Regions from separate parts of the Homo sapiens genome. Here region 2 is linked to region 1. The links are chromatin loops, found by intact Hi-C in ENCODE. Cell type or tissue: heart right ventricle. All regions are shown on one strand. Each heading gives the region's core, and the rest is flanking DNA. Links, peaks and the distances in the headings are about the cores only.

What was found. A loop is a pair of places that touch in the nucleus more often than their neighbours do. Peaks named below come from ENCODE experiments on the same cell type or tissue, not always from the same donor. Only the 100,000 strongest peaks of a DNase experiment are listed, where the experiment ranks them.
Region 2: a loop joins it to region 1, with 2.8 times the contacts of the local background. A loop is called at or near these places in 7 of 110 quality-filtered maps.

Annotation. Positions count from the first base shown.
Region 1 is chr1:28,812,338-28,821,234 of GRCh38, reverse strand. It overlaps OPRD1 (opioid receptor delta 1), which reads right to left. Exons shown (of 3, transcript NM_000911.4): 1 at 8,625-8,897. The coding sequence starts at 8,851. Among named protein-coding and RNA genes, the nearest start is that of OPRD1, 4.6 kb to the right of the region's middle. RefSeq lists an enhancer at 5,627-6,128. In heart right ventricle, for the core only: no CTCF peak of the experiment used is centred there; a DNase peak (open chromatin) is centred at 5,432; H3K27me3 peaks cover 2,500 bases.
Region 2 is chr1:28,860,313-28,869,209 of GRCh38, reverse strand. It overlaps OPRD1 (opioid receptor delta 1), which reads right to left. Exons shown (of 3, transcript NM_000911.4): 3 at 1-6,468. The coding sequence ends at 5,927. Among named protein-coding and RNA genes, the nearest start is that of EPB41, 50 kb to the left of the region's middle. In heart right ventricle, for the core only: no CTCF peak of the experiment used is centred there; no DNase peak of the experiment used is centred there; H3K27me3 peaks cover 723 bases.

The DNA.
Region 1 (8,897 bases), core at 4,086-6,585:
GCTACTTGGGAGGCTGAGGGAGGAGAACTGCTTGAACCCGGGAGGCAGAGGTTGCAGTGAGCCGAGATTGTGCCATTGTGCTCCAGCCTGGATGACAAGAGCAAGACTCTGTCTCAAAAAAAATGAATAAATAAAAATAAATAAAATTGAGAAACAGAAAGAGAGACAGAAAAGAGATGGGAAGGAAACACACCAAAATGAAAAAGCTCTTTTCTCTGTGGTAGGATTATGGATAATGTCTGTCTCTGCTTAAATTTCTCCACATTTTCTGAAATAAGTTTGTTACCTTTTATTGTAGAAGAAAAAAAAATTTTTTTTTAAATATGGGGTCTCAGGCCAGATGCGGTGGCTCACACCTGTAATCCCAGCACTTTGGGAGGCCAGAGGCGGGCAGATCACCTGGGGTCAGGAGTTTGAGATATGGGATCTCGCTTTGTTGCCCAGGCTGGACTGCAGTGGTACAATCATAGCTCACTGTCACCTTGAGTTTCTGGGTTCAAGCCATCCTTCCACCCAAGCAGCTGGGACTACAGGTGCATGCCACCATGCTCAGCTAACTTTTTAATTTTTTTGTAGAGACAGGGTCTTGCCATATTGTTCGGGCTGGTCTCGAACTCCTGGACTCCAGTGATCCTCCTGCTTTGCCTCCCGAAGTGTTAGGATTACAGGCGTGAGTCACTGCACCCAGCTGAAAATTTATAATATTGAGTTGATAAAGTTTCCCTATACCACCCACTCAATAATTCTAGTTCCAGTTCACACCTGTAATCCCAGCACTTTGGGAGGCTGAGGCAGGTGGATCACTTGAGGCCAGGAGTTGGAGACCAGCCTGGCCATCATGGTGAAACCCCATCTCTACTAAAAATACAAAAATTAGCCTAGTATGTTGGCACACACCTGTAATCCCAGCTACTCAGGAGGTTGAGGCAAGAGAATTGCTTGAACCCAGAAGGCAGAGGTTGCAGTGAGCCAAGATTGCGTCACTGCACTCCAGCCTGGGCAACAGAGCGAGACTATCTCAAAAAAAAAAAAAAAAAAAAATCTAGTTCCTCTGAGGCTCGATAAATGTCAATCAAATGAATGCAAAGCAAGTGTGACTCCTCTTCTAAATAGTCATAATTACAGAAGATGTTTATTGACCACATACCAAATGCCTAGCTCTGTGCTGAAGTCCCTCATATCAGGCCTCGTGAACTCCTCATAACCACTCTGTGAGGGTCTATCACTACTCCCGTTTCACAGATGATAAAGCTGAGGCTCAGAGAGGGTGTGTATGTATTGTTCAAGCTCACTCTCTTAGTAAATGGCACCGCTGGGATGTAATTCCAGGTCAGTCTGGCTCCAATGCCCAGGCTCTCAACTGCTGCCACCCCATGCAGAGGCCTCAGAGATTTGCAGACAGCAATCTACCCTCTACCCCATCCCCATTCCTCGCTTCTCTACCTAGACGTCCCCAGCACTCGCCTCCATTCCGCCATGTCATGGACAGCAGCAGCAGATGGAAACATGGAGTGATTTTGGAGTCAGAGAGGCCTGGGTTGGAATCTCGACTCCACCCCTCTCTTGCTGTGAGAGGCACTCGCTCCCTCTGAGCCTTCTTGTCCCCATTTGCAAATGAGAACAGAAAGCCCCCATCACAGGGCTGTGGTGCAGCTTGCATACTTCAACCTCAATATGGCCTCTGGATCCAGAAGCCTCTGGCATGTGGCAGAAGCTTAGGAAGAGGCTTTTCAGTGTTCTCAGTGACTCCTATGGACCCACCGCAGTGCGTCTGTAAGTCACACACACTCCCCAGGGAATGAACCCAAGACCCAGGAAGAAGCAGGCTCCAGGCAAGACCAAGAGATGCAGCAGGAACAGCAGCCAGGGCTGCTGCTTGTTCTCTCTGCTCAGCCTCACCAGAAGTCATCTAGCCCAGCCTCCTCCTGCTGCCTCCTTCCTTTTTTTTTTGAAATGGGGTCTTGCTATGTTGTCCAGTCTGATCAACATCTTAGCCTCTTGAATAGCTGAGATTACAGGCATGCACCACCATGCACAGCTTCCTGCCTTCTTGTTAGGTCCAACAGCACTCCATTTCAGAAAGGGGACAGCTGAGCACAGGGTTTTAATGGCCCCATCCAAGGTCACATGGCTCTCTTTTCATTGCCCTGAGCCACCCTCTCTAGTCTCCCCACATTGAGCCCCTCCCCATCCAATCCACCCCTCACCCCCACACCAAATTCATTCTCTTGAAGACCATTCTGCACAGATTGCTCCAAAATCCCCCTCCCCATGGCCTGTGACCCAAAGCTTCCTCATTTCCCAGCACGCCAACCTTACCATGGGACCCCTGAGGACCTGTCCAGCCTCAGCTCCCACATCCAGACTAGAACCTCAGCACGGCCTCTGGCTCCTCACACAGTCATGCTGGGCCTGCCTCCAGGCCTCTCCTCAGCCCTCCCTCTCACCATCCCCATGAGAACACCTGCCTCCAATTACCTGGGGCTACTCTACCAGGTGTATCTCCTCAGGAATCATGGGTGGCTCCCGAGCCCAGCCAAGCTCAGCACCTAGCAGGTGCTTTTGACACTATGGTAAGAAGGACACCTGCTTACGACGCCTTTCCTGCTTTTGTCCCTGCAGCCTCTCCATCCTCACAGCCACCCTGGTCCCCAACACTCTCGTCTCAGCCTCGGTGAATTGGTGAATCATTGCTCCTGTGGTTCCCTCTATCTGGAATGCTCCACTCACACCTCTCCAGGGAGCCAACTGCTGCTCCCCTCCATGATGCACAGGCATCCCCTCCTCTGGCTGGGTCTGGAGACTCCCTGGACTCCCATAGTTCCAGGGAGCTGCACTTGTCTGTGGAGTTGCAACTAACCAGGGGGTGGCATGGGACATAGCTGTGTTAGGAGCCAGGGGGCGTATGGAGGTTTAAGCTGTGGGTCTGGGCAGTGAGAGCTGAGGCTGGACAGGCCTGGCATGGGTCAGCATCAGCAAATGCTTTACTGACTGAGTACACGTGCAGGCAATGCAGGACATGGGAAAGGGCCAAAGGTGGAAAACATAGACGACCAGGCCTCAACAGCCCACCTGCACTCTGCCCACCTGCAGCCACTGCAGGAAACCACAGCGCAGGGCATGCCAGGTGCTATGCTACAGCCTTTCCATGCTCGATCTCTTTGAGTCCTCCCAATAACCTGTCATATCGCCCCAATTTTTTAAATGATAAAATGAGCCAGGCGCAGCGGCTCACGCCTATAATCCCAGCACTTTGGGAGGCCAAGGCTGGCGGATCACTTGAGGTCAGGAGTTCGAGACCAGCCTGGCCAACATGGTGAAACCCCCCCCCCGCCCCGCCCATCTCTACTAAAAACACAAAAACTAGTTGGGCGTGGTGGCGAGCGCCTGTAATCCTAGCTACTGGGGAGGCTGAGGCACGAGAATCCCTTGAACCAGGGAGGCAGAGGTTGCAGTGAGCCGAGATCACACCACTGCACTCCAGCCTGGGCAACACAGTGAGACTCCATCCAAAAAAAAAGGGAAGTTAAGCTGTTTTTGCCCAAAGCCACACCTCTGGGACATGGATAGAGACCAGGCGCTCCCTGACCTCTAGTCACAACCTTTACCACTGCACTGTGTCATCTCACTGGAATCTCTCCTGGCCCAGAGGCCCTGGGTCCAGACCCCAAGAGAGGGGAGGGAGACAAGAAGCCAAGGGGCTTCCAAAAACAGGACACAGATTCAGTGCTACAAATTCTGCTAAGAAGACACTTCAGCATTTTCCCCAGCAGCTTCTGGAACCTCGGCAGGAGACTGAAGAAATAACCAGAACCCTTCATTCACCTATCCCGACCCTGCCACAGCCCACCTGCCTGGCCCAACTCCCCTCCCTGCTGGGTGCTGCAGTCACCTCAGATAGGAGGGAAAACGCGGTGCTTTGCCAACATCATCTCATCTAATCCTGAGGACAAAGGTACCTATGAGATAGTACTATTACCCACATCTTCCCGATGAAGACAGGTGCAGTGAGGCGATCCGGCTTGCTAAAGCTCTTAGTAAGTAGCAGAGCCAGCATTTGATACAAGGAGACAAATCAGAAGAGACATGGGCTGAGGTGAGATCAAGGGGCAGAGAAGCACACAGGCTGAAGGCGTCTCATGGAGGCTGGCCGGGGCTGGCAGGAGGCAGGGCATGCTGCGAGGGTACAAACCTGCTGAAACCTAGCTCGGGGCGCAGAGGAGGCAGGGAAACAGAGAAGGCTGTGGAACAGACAGGAGGCCAGGTAGGAAAGCACTGACTCCTCTTGCCCAGGTTCTGGGTCGGGCCACCCAGGATCTGGGCCAGGCGGGAGGAAGAGGGGGTCACCTGCCACAGGTGAGGGGCCTGCTAAGCCCATCACACCACACCTACCCAGTGGGCTGCCCATGGGAAGTCTCTGAGATGCCAGCCCTGCAGAGGACACTGACTCTGCCCGGAGGAAGGGGTTGTCCGGTGTCTGCTCTGAGGACCAGGGCATCCCCATGGCCAGCACGAGTCATCGTGCTGGCCAATCCCACATGCAGGAGGAGGGGGTGATGCTCTGCCTTGGGACCACCTGTCCACAGAAGTCCTGCTCACGCTTCATGGAAGCCTCATTCCCTCCAGCCACAGGCTGTTTGCTAAAAGCACAATTCCCAGAGGCCCCTCTCAGGCCCCCAGGATGAGACAGCTTCTCAGGTAGCTTCTTGGAGGGGAGAGAGGACAGAGTGTGGGGCCTGCAGGATGGAGGATGCTTCTGACCTGGAATTCTGAGATTCCTGGTTCTTACGTTCAGGCCCTCATCAGCATCCTGCTTCCCAGCCACAGCTCCTCCCTCAGCTTTTGACTCAGTTTCCCCTCCTCGTCCTTTAGCTCTGCAGAGGCTTCTCTGATCTCTCCGCCCAGCTGAGACCCTCCCCTGCCCCCATCATGGGCTCCCAAATCCCCCACATACTTTCACAGATAGCCCCTACCACAGCTACAAACTTCAGTTTATTGGATGACTGGCTGACGAATGTCTGTCTCCCACCAGACCCTAAGCTCCGGAAGGTCTGGAGCACGGTGTGGTTTTTTTCTTGGCATTTAGCACAGAGCATGTAGAATGTTGTAGAATGAGTTAATTCTTTTCAGTCCTTCACACAGAGCCCCTCATGTTCTCAAAGAGCTTAGGGTCTAAAAGGCTCAGATATCACACATTATGCCACTTAATCCTCACCCCCACCCTGGAGGCGCTGTTGGTGTTCCCACTTTAATGAGAAGAGCTTCAGACAGCTCGTCACTAGCCCGAGTACACAGCAAGTAAGTGGCTTTGAACTCAGATATGTCTGGTCCAGAGCCACAGCTCTGCCCACTACACCACCCGGCTTTCCTTCCCCAAGGGTCTCTGAATCTTCCCTTGCACACCTGCTCCCCACCCCCCACATGCTGCCTAAGCTCAGGACTGACAGGCAGAATTCACTCATTCAACCACTCATTCACTCAACCCAGCAGCCGGCTCATGTACTGGTTGTGGCAGGCCCTGCTTGGGCTGCCAGGAAACCGCAGATGGAGCGCAGCTCGAGGAGCCCTTCAGGGGAGCAGGGTCCCTTCTCCAGCCCGGGCTGCGCTCTCCCCACTGCCCTTGGGGTGTTTCCAGCAGAAGCCAAGACCCAGGCAGCTGCCCTGCCCTCAGACTCTCGTTCACTGTTCACTGGGGAAGGACTGAGCGCCAGCCCTTATCATTCAGCCTCCCCAAAGGACAGCAGCCTAAAATGCACAGGCTGAAAAACGCAGAGGAGCATAGTCCCCAGGTCTCTGCTCTCTGAGGACTCTAAGACAAGAGGAGGGACACAGCCGGGCACCATGGCTCCGCCCGTAATCCCAGCACTTTGGGAGGCCGAGGCGGGTGGACTGCTTGAGCTCAGAAGTTTGACACCAGCCTAGGCAACATGGCAAAACCCTGTCTCTGCAAAAAAAACTAAAGTTAGCATGGCGTGTGCCTGTAGTCCCAGCTACCCAGGAGCCTGAGGTGGGAGGATCGCATTAAGCCCAGGAGGTCGAGGTTGCAGTGAGCTGTGATTGCGACGCTCCAGCCTGGGCAACAGAGAGAAATCTTGTCTCAAAAATAAAAGAGGAGGGACAGAATTCTGCCACCCTCCTTCCAGACAATGCTTTGACTGTCCTCTACCCCAGGCAACTCTGGAGAAAAGTTTTGGACTTAAGTCACAGACTAAGGTTCTAGCTCTGGGCCTGGTGCCAACTGTGGTACCCTCCGAGAACAAGTCACCTTGCCTGTCTCTGAGCTGCAGATTCCTCATTTTATCTGCAGGATGCGGGTACTGATGATGATTCTAATGCCTGTCCCATAGGATTGAAGGTGAGGATTCAATCATTCAGACCCAGAGATACAATTTTCACATAAATGGTTGACCAGCGAAATGTCTTGGCAACATGGGGACCCCTAGGGGCCCACTAAGCTGCTTGCGTACACTTGGCAATGCGATTCCGGGAAGGCTGTGTGGGAATGCCCCTAGCAGGCTGAGCCCAGAGCCTCCCCACAGTGGACCCTCAGCAGTGGGAGTCCCCTCCCCTTGCTCAGTGGTAGTGGGGAAGCTGTGCTCAGTCAGCCAACCAGCCAGAGGCCCCGGGGAAAAGGTTGGAAATGAGACTGAACACACCGACGCTCGGCTTTTTCCAGACTTGGGCACCTGGAGCTCCCCTAGACAGGGCAGGTGCCAGGAATCCGGAGCTCTCAGAATCACAGCTACTCTCAGGCCCACCTTAGGACAAGCACCTCCCTCAAGCTCCCTTCTTTAGTCAGATTCTACAGGATCTAGAAAATCCCTCCGCCTCGCTATACAGACAGCGTCCATTTACTGGGTCCAGGCGCCAGGCCAGTGCGTTATGTGCTCTCTCACTGACACCTCACAACAACCCTGTGGAAGAAGATTTATCATTACGTCATTCTACAGATGAAGAAACTGAGGCTCAAAGAGGCTAAGTGATTCATCCAAGTCACAGAGCCAGTTCGTGGCAGAGCAGGGATTCATACCAGGCCGGCCTGCCTCGAAGCCTGCGAAGTGGGGAGAATCACTGACAAAGACACAAAGTAAAGATCAGTCCCGCCTGTGCTTGGGGGGAATTCTCCCACTGTTGCTTGTGATGAGTCATGGAAAGCACAGGAAATTCTTGTACCCGCCACTCTTTCTGGAGGAGCAAAGATCTCCCAGAGATCATCAATGCCGAAGCCCACTGACACCCACACACCTCATCCCATGCTCCAACACACCACGTTCTGCGCTGCAGAGACCCCATACCCTGGAATTCATACTTTCCAATTGAGGAGATTAGGTCTGTATTCTTCGAACAGGGAAACTGAGGCGGATGGGAGGCAGGGCAGGAAGAATGATGCCTGGGCATCCATGACTAGGCTGAGACTACAGTTCATCTCTCTAACCTCTGAGTCCACGACCTGACCTATGCCCTGCATGGTGGCACCCACAGCCCAGAGAGGTTTAGGGCCATGTCCTTGGTCCACCAGCATGAAGGACCCATTTTCAACTAACAGCAAATACGAGGGCATCTTTGTTGTTTTAAAGATGGAAATTTTCCTCTCAACCCTTACTGGCCATGTCTGAGCTTGTGGGGCTGTATCAGGAGGGCTACTTCTGGGGCAAGCTGACGTCTTAGGCTCTCTGAGAAGGTCCCAGCACTCTCCATAAACTCCAAGAAGAGCACCTCACTTCCTGGGATGAAAACTCAAAATCCACTCCCGCCCAGACCAACCTCTGCTGCCTCTGGCAGAAGAAAAGACTGTTAGAGGAGGCAAAGAGAAAATGGGAGAGGGCATTTGTGAGGAGGGCGTGAGTCTTCTCTGAATCCTATTCAGAATTCCTGACCAGATGGGCACTGGCGAAGGGAACAGAGAACCGGTTGGCGGCCCACAGCTGTCGCCCATGTTATCCAGGAATCACTGGCAAAGGCACACACAGCTGCACAAACACAGGGACGACGGCCACTCCGGATGCTCTGCCGCCCTCGGGGTTTCAAGAGCTTGACAAGAAACAACAGTCACATTGTTACATTCAGACAGAATCACAAACTGACCGTTAGGGACAAGCTCACACCAACAGATGAGCACCAAATATGACTTGGTAAGGGCCCCACGGCGAGGTGCTGACACCCAGCACCCTCCTGTCCGCCCTGCCTGCACGGTGCCCTCACACCGGTCTCCCCAAAGGCCCGCGGCACCTCAGAGCAGCTCTGCCCACCCCATGGGCATGTTTCCGACGTCCAAACATACAGTTGTACTGTCACAACCATCCACTCACAAACTGTGACAGACACACAAACTGACGCCAAACTGTCCCACAAAGAAGCAAGGGGATGCCAACAGATGATCAAATGTAATTTAGTCAACCGCGGCGCACTCCCCCCCCCGCACCACACACACACATACACACGATGACACACATTCCTGTGTTCCCCTCGATGTAAGTGGCCTCGCCTCTCGCTGGGCCCCAGGTGCCCCTGCAGGAAATGCGGAGGCGCGGGGAGTCCAGGGAACGGGCTTGGGGTCTCAAGTTCGTGATCCCCACCCTCACCCCGGGCTCCAGCCCTGCGGCGCCGGCCCGCAGCGGACTCACCGGACGATGCCGAACATGACAAGCACGTTGCCCAGCAGCCCCACGGCGCACACGGCCGAGTAGAGCGCGGTGATGGCGATTGCCAGGGCGAGGGACGAGGCGCTCCGCGCGCCTGGCGGCCCCGACGCATTGGCGCCAGCGCTGGGGCAGGCGCTAGGGTAGGCGTCCGAGGCGTTGGCGAAGAGCGGGGGCTGCAGCTCGGCGCCGGCGGAGGGGGCCGGTTCCATGGCTGCCGGCCGGCTCCGCCGCGTCCCTCTCCACCGTGCGCCCTGG
Region 2 (8,897 bases), core at 629-3,128, 51 kb before region 1:
CCGTCACTCCTCCCGGCTCCCAGAAATAAAGGAATAAATACATGATGAAAGAGAGGCATCTGTATGTGTTTTGTGTGTGAGTGCAGGGGCCAGGATCTGGGTGCCAGGGATGGGGGGTGGTCACTTCCTAGGGGCTTTGGGGCCGCTGGGGCCGGCTTCAGTCTGGATCTGCAGCAGGTGTTAGTGGGAGCTGGCAGCCAGTAGTCATGCCCTAGGTGAGGGATCTGCGGCTGACACAAAGAGAGGGCTGGCCTTTGGACAGAGACCCAGCAGGTGCCCAGCCTGGACTGTTGTTCTTCCAAGTCCTCTCAGGATGCTAGTGGGCCCTCTCCAACTTGAGGAGCATTTCTTTTTAATTTTTTTTTTTTTTCAGACAGAGTCTCGCTCTGTCGCCCAGGCTGGAGTACAGTGGCAAGATCTTGGCTCACTGTAACCTCTGCTTCCTGGGTTCAGGCGATTCTCCCGCCTCAGCCTCCTGAGTAGCTGGGATTACAGGTGCACGCCACCACGCCTGGCTAATTTTTGTGTTTTTAGTACAGACAGGGTTTCACCATGTTGGTCAGGCTGGTGTTGAACTCCTGACCTCATGATCCACCCGCCTTGGCCTCCCAAAGTGCTAGGATTACAGGCGTGAGCCACTGCACCCAGCCCTTGAGGAGCATTTCTAATTCCAAGCCCAGCAAGCCTCCTTAGAGCAGCTGCCTCTGGCACACGTGTAATTATCAGAGAATAAGCCTGTATCGAGGCCCCACTATGTGCCAGGCACTTTGGTGGCACTTTGCTTACCATATCTCTAGCTTTCAGAGAGTGCTCTCGTGGAGGTGAAGTGACTTGCCTAAGATCACACTGCTAGCACGTGGCCAAGAATTCGGCAAAGCTAGGACTCTTATTAAGTGAGGCTGATGATCGTATTAGAGATGGACCAATTCCCACATCTCAACTCTAGAAGGAAACTGAAGCTCAGAGAAGGCAAATCCCTTGTCTAGGTCACACAGCCAGTTAGCTTGAGAGCTGGGATTTGATCCAGGCTTGGGGGCTGCCTGGGCCATGTAAAAAACTAAATTGGAGAGCTCCCATCACCCTCCTGCCCTCCCTACTCGCATCCTCTCTTATGACACTTGACATTATCCATCACTCCCTCCTCCTGGGAACGCCCTCCTCCTCCAGTTTCCATGGTAGCACATTCTCTCCATCCTCCTCCTGCTTCTCTGGCAGCTTCTCACTCTCCATGGTGGCTCCTGGGCCAGGAAGCAAGGGGATCCCCAAGCTGGATCTCCAGTCTCTTCTCTCTCTCCATCACTAGCCCCGACAGCTCACCTACTCTTCCCTGTAGGTCTCTAGCTCTGACCCTGAACCCTGGCTCCACTTGTAAGCAGTGACTGCCACTTACCATGTACTTAGAGTTTACTTACGTTCTGGGCCTTATCCCTATACATACATTAAATCCTCACAACCACCCGTGAAGGAAGTCTACTCTACAGATGAGGAAACTGAGGCTCAGAGAGGGAAAACCAAGATCTGATTCCAGGCTTAACCACTACTTCTACTGCATCAAGACGAGGTATGAGAGCTGGGCACAGTGGCTCACACCTGTAAACCCAGTACTTTGGGAGGCCAAGGCAGGAGAATTGCTTGAGGACAGAAGTTCAAGACCAGTCTGGGCAACACAGAGACACTCTGGTCTCTATTGAAAAAAAAAAAAATTGGCCGGGCTTGGTGGCTCACGCCTGTAATCCCAGCACTTTGGGAAGCTGAGGCGGGCAGATCCCCTGAGGTCAGGAGTTCGAGACCAGTTTGGCCAAATGGTGAAACCCCGTCTCTACTAAAAATAAAAATATTAGCTGGGTTATGGTGGTGCACACCTGTAATCCCAGCTACTCAGGAGGCTGAGGCGGGAGGATGACTTGAACCCAGGAGGCGGAGGTTGCAATGAGCCGAGATGGTGCCACTGCACTCCAGCCTATGCGACAGAGGGAGACCCTGTCTCAGAAAAAAAAAAACCCAAACAAAATAAATGAATAAAAATAAAAATAAAATTGCTGGGCATGGTGTCACACACCCGTCGTCCCAGATTCTCAGGAGGCTGAGGTGGGAAGATCACTTGAGCCCAGGAGTTTGAGACTGCAGTGAGCTATGACTGCACCACTGCACTTGCACTCCAGACTGGGCAACAGAGCAAGACACTGGCTGAAAAAAAAAAAAAAAAGATGATGAAGAAGAAGAGATCTGAAACAGTAGGACATTTTGAAATCAGGGGCAAAAACTTCCCTCCCTCCTCCTGGAGGGAGATAAATGGAAATTTTGGGGGAAACAGACCTACTCTGCAGTTTTGAGAACCCTGTGACGATCTAGAATTACACTGTCAATTTAGAGCTTTAAAATGCACCATGCACAGTACATTCTGAAACGTGAAGATTTGGAGAGCTTCAGGAGGAACAAAAGTTCATGGAAAATTGCTCGTTTCCTTTAGATTTTTCCATTTGGTTTTAGGTCTTCAAAACCTCATTCTGGGGTTCCAGCTTCTAAGGCCTTTCTACTTCACTGATGCCTGGAATTAACTGGAAACATGGACCCTGGAATTCCAGGGACCCAAGTTCTGCCACTACGAACAGGCCCTGTGACTTAGGAGCAAGTAGCCTGACCTCTCTCAGCCTCAGCTCTCTTTGTCCTCAATGGGGATAACACTACTTCCTCACCAGGCTGTCCTGAGGATCAGGTGGGCTGATGCACACAAGACACCTGGCAGAGAGCCTGGCACACAGAAGAGCTTAGTTAAGCCCCATGCTCCAGCTGCACCCAACTTGTTGGGTTTGCCAAGCATTTAAACATCCCCATGCCTCCGCACACGCTATTTCCTCTTTTTGGTGGCCAACTCCTATTCATCCTTCAGGGTCCCCGACCCTTTTCCACCTCTTACAGAACTGCGACAAACATGTGTTTTAGTGAAAAGCTAGAAAAGGCACTTCCCTGTGACACCCTCCCTGGGGCTCCCTGTCACCGCACTCATCACACTGAGGTGCAATCATCTGTTGATGCTTTATCTCCCAACACTGGCTCAGGCTTTCTGAGGGCAGGGCCAAGGCTGACTCATTCCGAGTCCTGATGCCCAGAGTGCATGCTTGGCATGAAGTAGATTTCAATACAAGTTTGCACTACCTTAAACACACGTGGTCCGGACCCGGGCCCTGCTGACCTCAGGACAGATTTACATATCAGAAGGGGCAAAAAACAGCCAGATCTGTTACAGACACAGGAGATGGCAGTGAGTGGGCTTCAAGCAGCCTTGAAACAGGCCTATCCTGGGAGGGGACACAGGTCCTGCAGGGAGAGTAAACAGCCTGGCTCCAATGTCACCTCCTTCAGGAGTCTTCCCCAGTTCCTAGATTGTCCCTTTTTCTGCCATACCCCCAAAGCATTCACAGGAGGACCCCTGATGAGGAGAAGTGTCTCCTGCCATGCTGACGACCTCCCACCCTCAGACACAGGGGTCTCTGTGGTCACAAGGTAGTGAGAGTGATCTAGGTGGCTTGGGACCCCAGGTCACAATGGCTTGGCAGGCTGGATGTGAGTGCTGGGCATGGCCCCACATCTTTCCAGGACCCGGGGTAGCCATTTCCCAAAGGAGGCACATCCCCGGGTCTGGGGCTGCTGGGAGCCTCACCCTGAGAAGGGGGCTGTGCTTTGCCCTCTGAGAGCATCCCTTCCCCCTAATGTGCCCAAAGCCCCTCTTGGTGCCTAAGTCCCCAGCCCCCTGCATGCTATTCAGTCCCTGCTGGAGTGACAGCCTCCCAGCTTTTGTTCCAAAGACATGGCTGTCAAAGGGAAAAGAAGTATATTGTTTCTTTTTCTTTTTTCTTTTGTTTGAGACAAAGACGTCAATTTCTTTCCATCTGTCCCAAAAAAGGAAGAAAATTAAATTTGTTTTTACAAGGATGTCAGCACACTGCTTCAATAGGGAGTCAGGGGTGCATTACTGAGGCAGTGTTGGTGAGGGAGGGGACAGCAGCGGAGGGAGAGGAGATGAGGCACGGGGGAGGTACAGAGAACAAGGACAGACACTGATATTCTGGGAAGCAAAGATCCAGGAGTGCCTGAATAAAATGCCGAACCAATGAAAAGAAAAACTTCTACACCCAACTCCAGGTGGATATCACTCTCAGCAGCGTGAAGGGGACAGCTGGGCTGGAGCAGGTGGGGGACCTGGGGAGCCTGGGGGGAAAGGCAGAGGGGGACACACACTGATGCCGGCATTGCAGTTACAAAAGCTTCTCCCCCCAGTTCCTTCAAGGTCAGGTCCCCATATGGGCAGTTCCAGTTCACTGGAGTCATTGACACCAGACACATGGATGCAGCCAGATGTTGGGAGAATGGAAGAGGATTTCATCCAGGTTCTTATCAGGGCCCAGGACCCAGCACCAAGTGCGAACTGATGCTTCTCATACCCCGCCCCCCGCCCTCAAGAGTCCCAGGCACCACTTACCATCTACGGGATCTAAGTAGGTGGTCCTCTGTCCTCCAGTATCTGGGCCAGAGAAACTAGGGCCCTGGGGACTCACAGAAAGCATCCACCTTCCACTGGAAGACCTAACCTTGAAGCAGGAGCCCACCTCTTCCTCCACCCACCCACCACCACCCCTTGGCACGGAGGTCCACTCCGGGTCTGGGTTTTCGAACTGGTTTTGGAAGCCTTCTCCTTCCCAAGCCTCTGGGCCCCCATTAGTACTCAGTTCTGGGGACCCTACTCCAACCAAGGTCCTGTCTTATTACCCTATCCTGGAGTGGCTGCCCCCCGCTCTGCTGTCCTGTCCCAAGCCCCACTGTGGCCACCGATTCTGAGGGATTCCTGCCCATTCCAAGGAAATACATGCCTGTCAAAGAGATAAAAGGTATACTGTTTCTCTCTCTTCCTATCTCTTCTTCCCTCATTCTCCCTCTCTCTCCTTTTTGAGAGACAGAGTCTTACTCTGTCCCCCAGGCTGGAGTGCAGTGGCACCACCATAGCTCACTGCAGCTTCAAACTCCTGGGATCAAGTGATCCTCTCACCTTCCAAGGAGCTAGGCCTGCAGGTACACACCACCATGCCTGGCTAATTTTGTATTTTTTGTAGCGACAGGGTCTCCCATGTTGCCCAGACTAGTCTCGAACTCCTGGGCTCATGTCCATCCACCTGCCTCGGCCTCCCAAAGTGCTGGGATTACAGGCTTGAGCCACCACGCCTGGCCCCTCAGTCTTTTATATTCTATTTATAAAGGTGTCAAGTCGGACCTGGACCTCAGCGAGCCTTGCCCCTTGCTAGAACTCAGGGCTGGGACTGTATCCCGTATCCAAAGATGAGGCCACAGGCCCTTTGCACAGGCGCCCTATCTGGTGACCAAATCTTCAGCTGTAGCCACACCCAGCTGTCCTGTCTCTGGGTCTCCCCTCACAGGAGGCTCCTCCCTACTACACAGAGGCCCAGTCTTGCAGCTCAGTTTTCAAGCAACTGTCCCCACCACTGCCCTTTCTGGGTCCTGGGCCCGGACCCCCAACTCCGAAAGTCCGGCTCCAAGTTAGAAACCGAAGCTGTCTCAAGGTTGAAGCCCCGCCTTCCTGGAGATGCCCTGTTTAAGGACTCAGTTGTAGAGCCACAGGTCCCGCTCCTCTCCTGGAGTCACTGGCTTTCCCGCCCCACCTAGAGCCGTGGACGGGGCACCCAGACCAGAGGCACTGCGCCATTGATCTGTCCTCTGCCTCGCCCCAAACCAGAGGCCCACCCCATGCCCATCTAGCGGCCCGGTCCCGTCTCCGAAACAGAGGCCCCATCTGGCGGTCCCAAGCCTCCGACCTTCTACTGCCCCACTCCACATCATGGCTCGCGCCTCCCACTGGGACTCATGTGGCCTCCGGGTCACTAGGGAGGGGCGCTCTGGGGGCCGGATGGCCTGGTCAGGCGGCAGCGCCACCGCCGGGACCATCGGACGGGGTGCAGGCGGTGACACGCTCGCGGGCCGTGGCTTCGCGGGCGCGGCTGAAGCTGCTGGGGTCTGGGCGGCCGCAGGGCTTGCGGCAGAGCTGGCGGAAGCAGCGCTTGAAGTTCTCGTCGAGGAAAGCGTAGAGCACGGGGTTGAGGCTGCTATTGGCGTAGCCCAGCGCGATGCACAGGTGCAGCGCAGCCACCACCAGCGGGTCGCGCCGGTCGATGTCCACCAGCGTCCAGACGATGACGAAGATGTGGATGGGCGCCCAACACACCACGAAGGCGCCCACAACCACCAGCACCATGCGCGTGATGCGCCGCAGGCTGCGGTCCTTCTCCTTGGAGCCCGACAGCAGGCGCACACTGCGCAGGCGCAGCAGCATGAGGCCATAGCACACGGTGATGATGAGGATGGGCACCACGAAGGCGAAGAGGAACACGCAGATCTTGGTCACCGTGTCCCAGTACCAGCTGGGGCTGGGGAACTGGAGCATGCACACCACTGCCCCGTCTGGGCCGCGGAAACAAGGAAAGACAGACGGGGTGAGGGGCCTGTGTGCCTAAGGGGCCCCCACCTGCTTGCCCACCCTTTCAAGGCTTGGGCAAGTCCCACCACCTCCTCCCAGCCTTTGTTCAAGGGGATTCTTCTGTCTGGAGTGTCCTCCTCGGCTTCGGTACTTGGTGAACTCTTAGTTATCCGTAAAGACCTAGCAGGATTGGCCCTCATCAGGGAGGTCCCCTATGTTCTCTCCTGGCCCCTTTTCAGCCTTTGTGTCCATGGGTGGCCGTAATGAAATCGTTTAGCTCAGCCCACTGAATGCCAGTCATTGCAGTAACTCAAAGCACCTTGACCCATTTCCAAACTAGCTCCATTGGGGACAGGACTGCTAAGACAGACAACATGAGCTAGGAGCAGGACTCAGGCCCTACTACATAGTGTAAGGAAATTACTAAACCTCTTGGAGCTTCAGTGGAGTGGGGCTAATGACAGTACCCACATCTCCAGGATTGTCGTAAGGATTAAATAGGCTAAGGCGGACAGGTGCGGTAGTTCACGCCTGTAATCCCAGCACTTTGGGAGGCCGAGGAGGGCAGATCATGAGGTCAGGAAATCGAGACCCTCCTGGCTAACACGGTAAAACCCCATCTCTACTAAAAAAAAAATACAAAAAAATTAGCCGGGCATGGTGGTAGGTGCCCATAGTCCCAGCTCCTCGGGAGGCTGAGGCAGGAGAATGGTGTGAACCCAGGAGGTGGAGTTTGCAGTGAGCCGAGATCGTGCCACTGGACTCCAGCCTGGGCGACAGAGCGAGACTCCGTCTCAAAAAAAAAAAAAAAAGAAAAGAAAAGAAAAGGCTAAGGTACCTAAAGCATTTAGCATAGTGGGGTTCAAGCTCTTGGCGTACCCACAGGGAAAGAGGGGCATATATGTGGGGGAGTCCAGGACTCAAGGATAGGGTCAGGCTCCCTAGAGGGAAGCAGGTCTCAGCTTAATCACAAGAACCTCCTGGCCAGGCATGGGGCTCATGCCTGTAATCCCAGCACTTTGGGAGGCTGAGGCAGGTGGACTGCTTGAGTCCAGGAGCTGGAGACCAGCCTGGGCAACATGGCAAAACCCCATCTCTACAAAAAAAACAAACATTAGCTGGGTATGGTGGTGCATATCTGCAGTCCCAGCTACTTGGGGGGCTGAGGTGGGAGGATCGCTTAAGCCCTGGAGGTTGAGGCTGCAGTAAGCTGGGATAGTGCCGCTGCACTCCAGCCTGGGTGACAGAGCGAGACCCTGTCTCAAAACAACAACAAAAACAAAACAAAACTTCCTTCCTTCTGGGAGGAAAGCAGACTTCAGCTTAACTCAAGGACTTCCTTCTTGAGATAGGAAGGGTGCCTAGGATGAAATGAGCTCCCCATTCCTGGAGTGTGGGCTTGGGCTGGATGAACACCTTAGGGGGTGTTGTGGGATTCTGATACAGCCTTGAGGCTGGCCCAGGGGACTCCCAGGATCTCTTGGAATGCTAGGATTTAAGAAGCCACACGATGGACTTGAGGCTAAGAAGTGAGAAGGGGCTGGGGATCCACAGACAGAGTGGGTCCACAGGACATCAGGCTGGCAGGACCCCTAGAAGTAACTGAATCCAAGACCTTCATTGTATAGGAACCAGAACAGCACTTGTTTAAGGTCACACAGCAAGTGGCCCACAGGTTCAATAAGTGCTGATGGCACACACTGGGAAAGTGTGTGTGTGAGGGATTGTGGAGTGAGGAGGCCCATCTGGTCCAGCCCCAGGAGGGATGCAGTTAATGGCCCGTAAGCTGAAGGCTGACAGTGAGGAATGGGGCTCTGCTGTGAGTCAAGGCCAATGGCTCACAGGCTATAAAAGGGCACCAGGGACTCTGCCCTTGTGAGGGTCAAAGGTAACCAAGAAGCTTGTTCTCTCCCACCCACAGCATCAACCCTCTGCAAACTTCCACAAAAGGGACTAGAAGGAGTAACAGACCTGGGGGCAGGAACCCTAGGTTGCAGGCCAAATTCCACAAAATGCCTGGCTGTGTGACCCTAAGTAAACCACCTGACCTCTCTGATTCTGTTTCCCTACAGTCAAATGGAGGTAGGAGTCCCTGCCTTGTCTATCTCACAGGCTTAATCATTTAATAGCTATTATTCATTGGGCCTTGGCGATGAGCCAGGACTTGTCCTAAGTATTCTACACATATTATCTCTTTTAACCTTCTCAACATCTCATGATATAGTGTGACTCAGAGAGGTTAATTAGTTACTATGTCTGTGGAGCCCTTCTAAACAATATTTCTCACTTCCTTGCATTAAGGTGGGGCCATGTGACCAGCTGTCACTAGAAGAAATGGGCCATAAATTTTTTTTTTTTTTTTTAGACAAGTCCCATTCTGTCGCCCAAGCTGGAGTGCAGTGGCATGATCTCA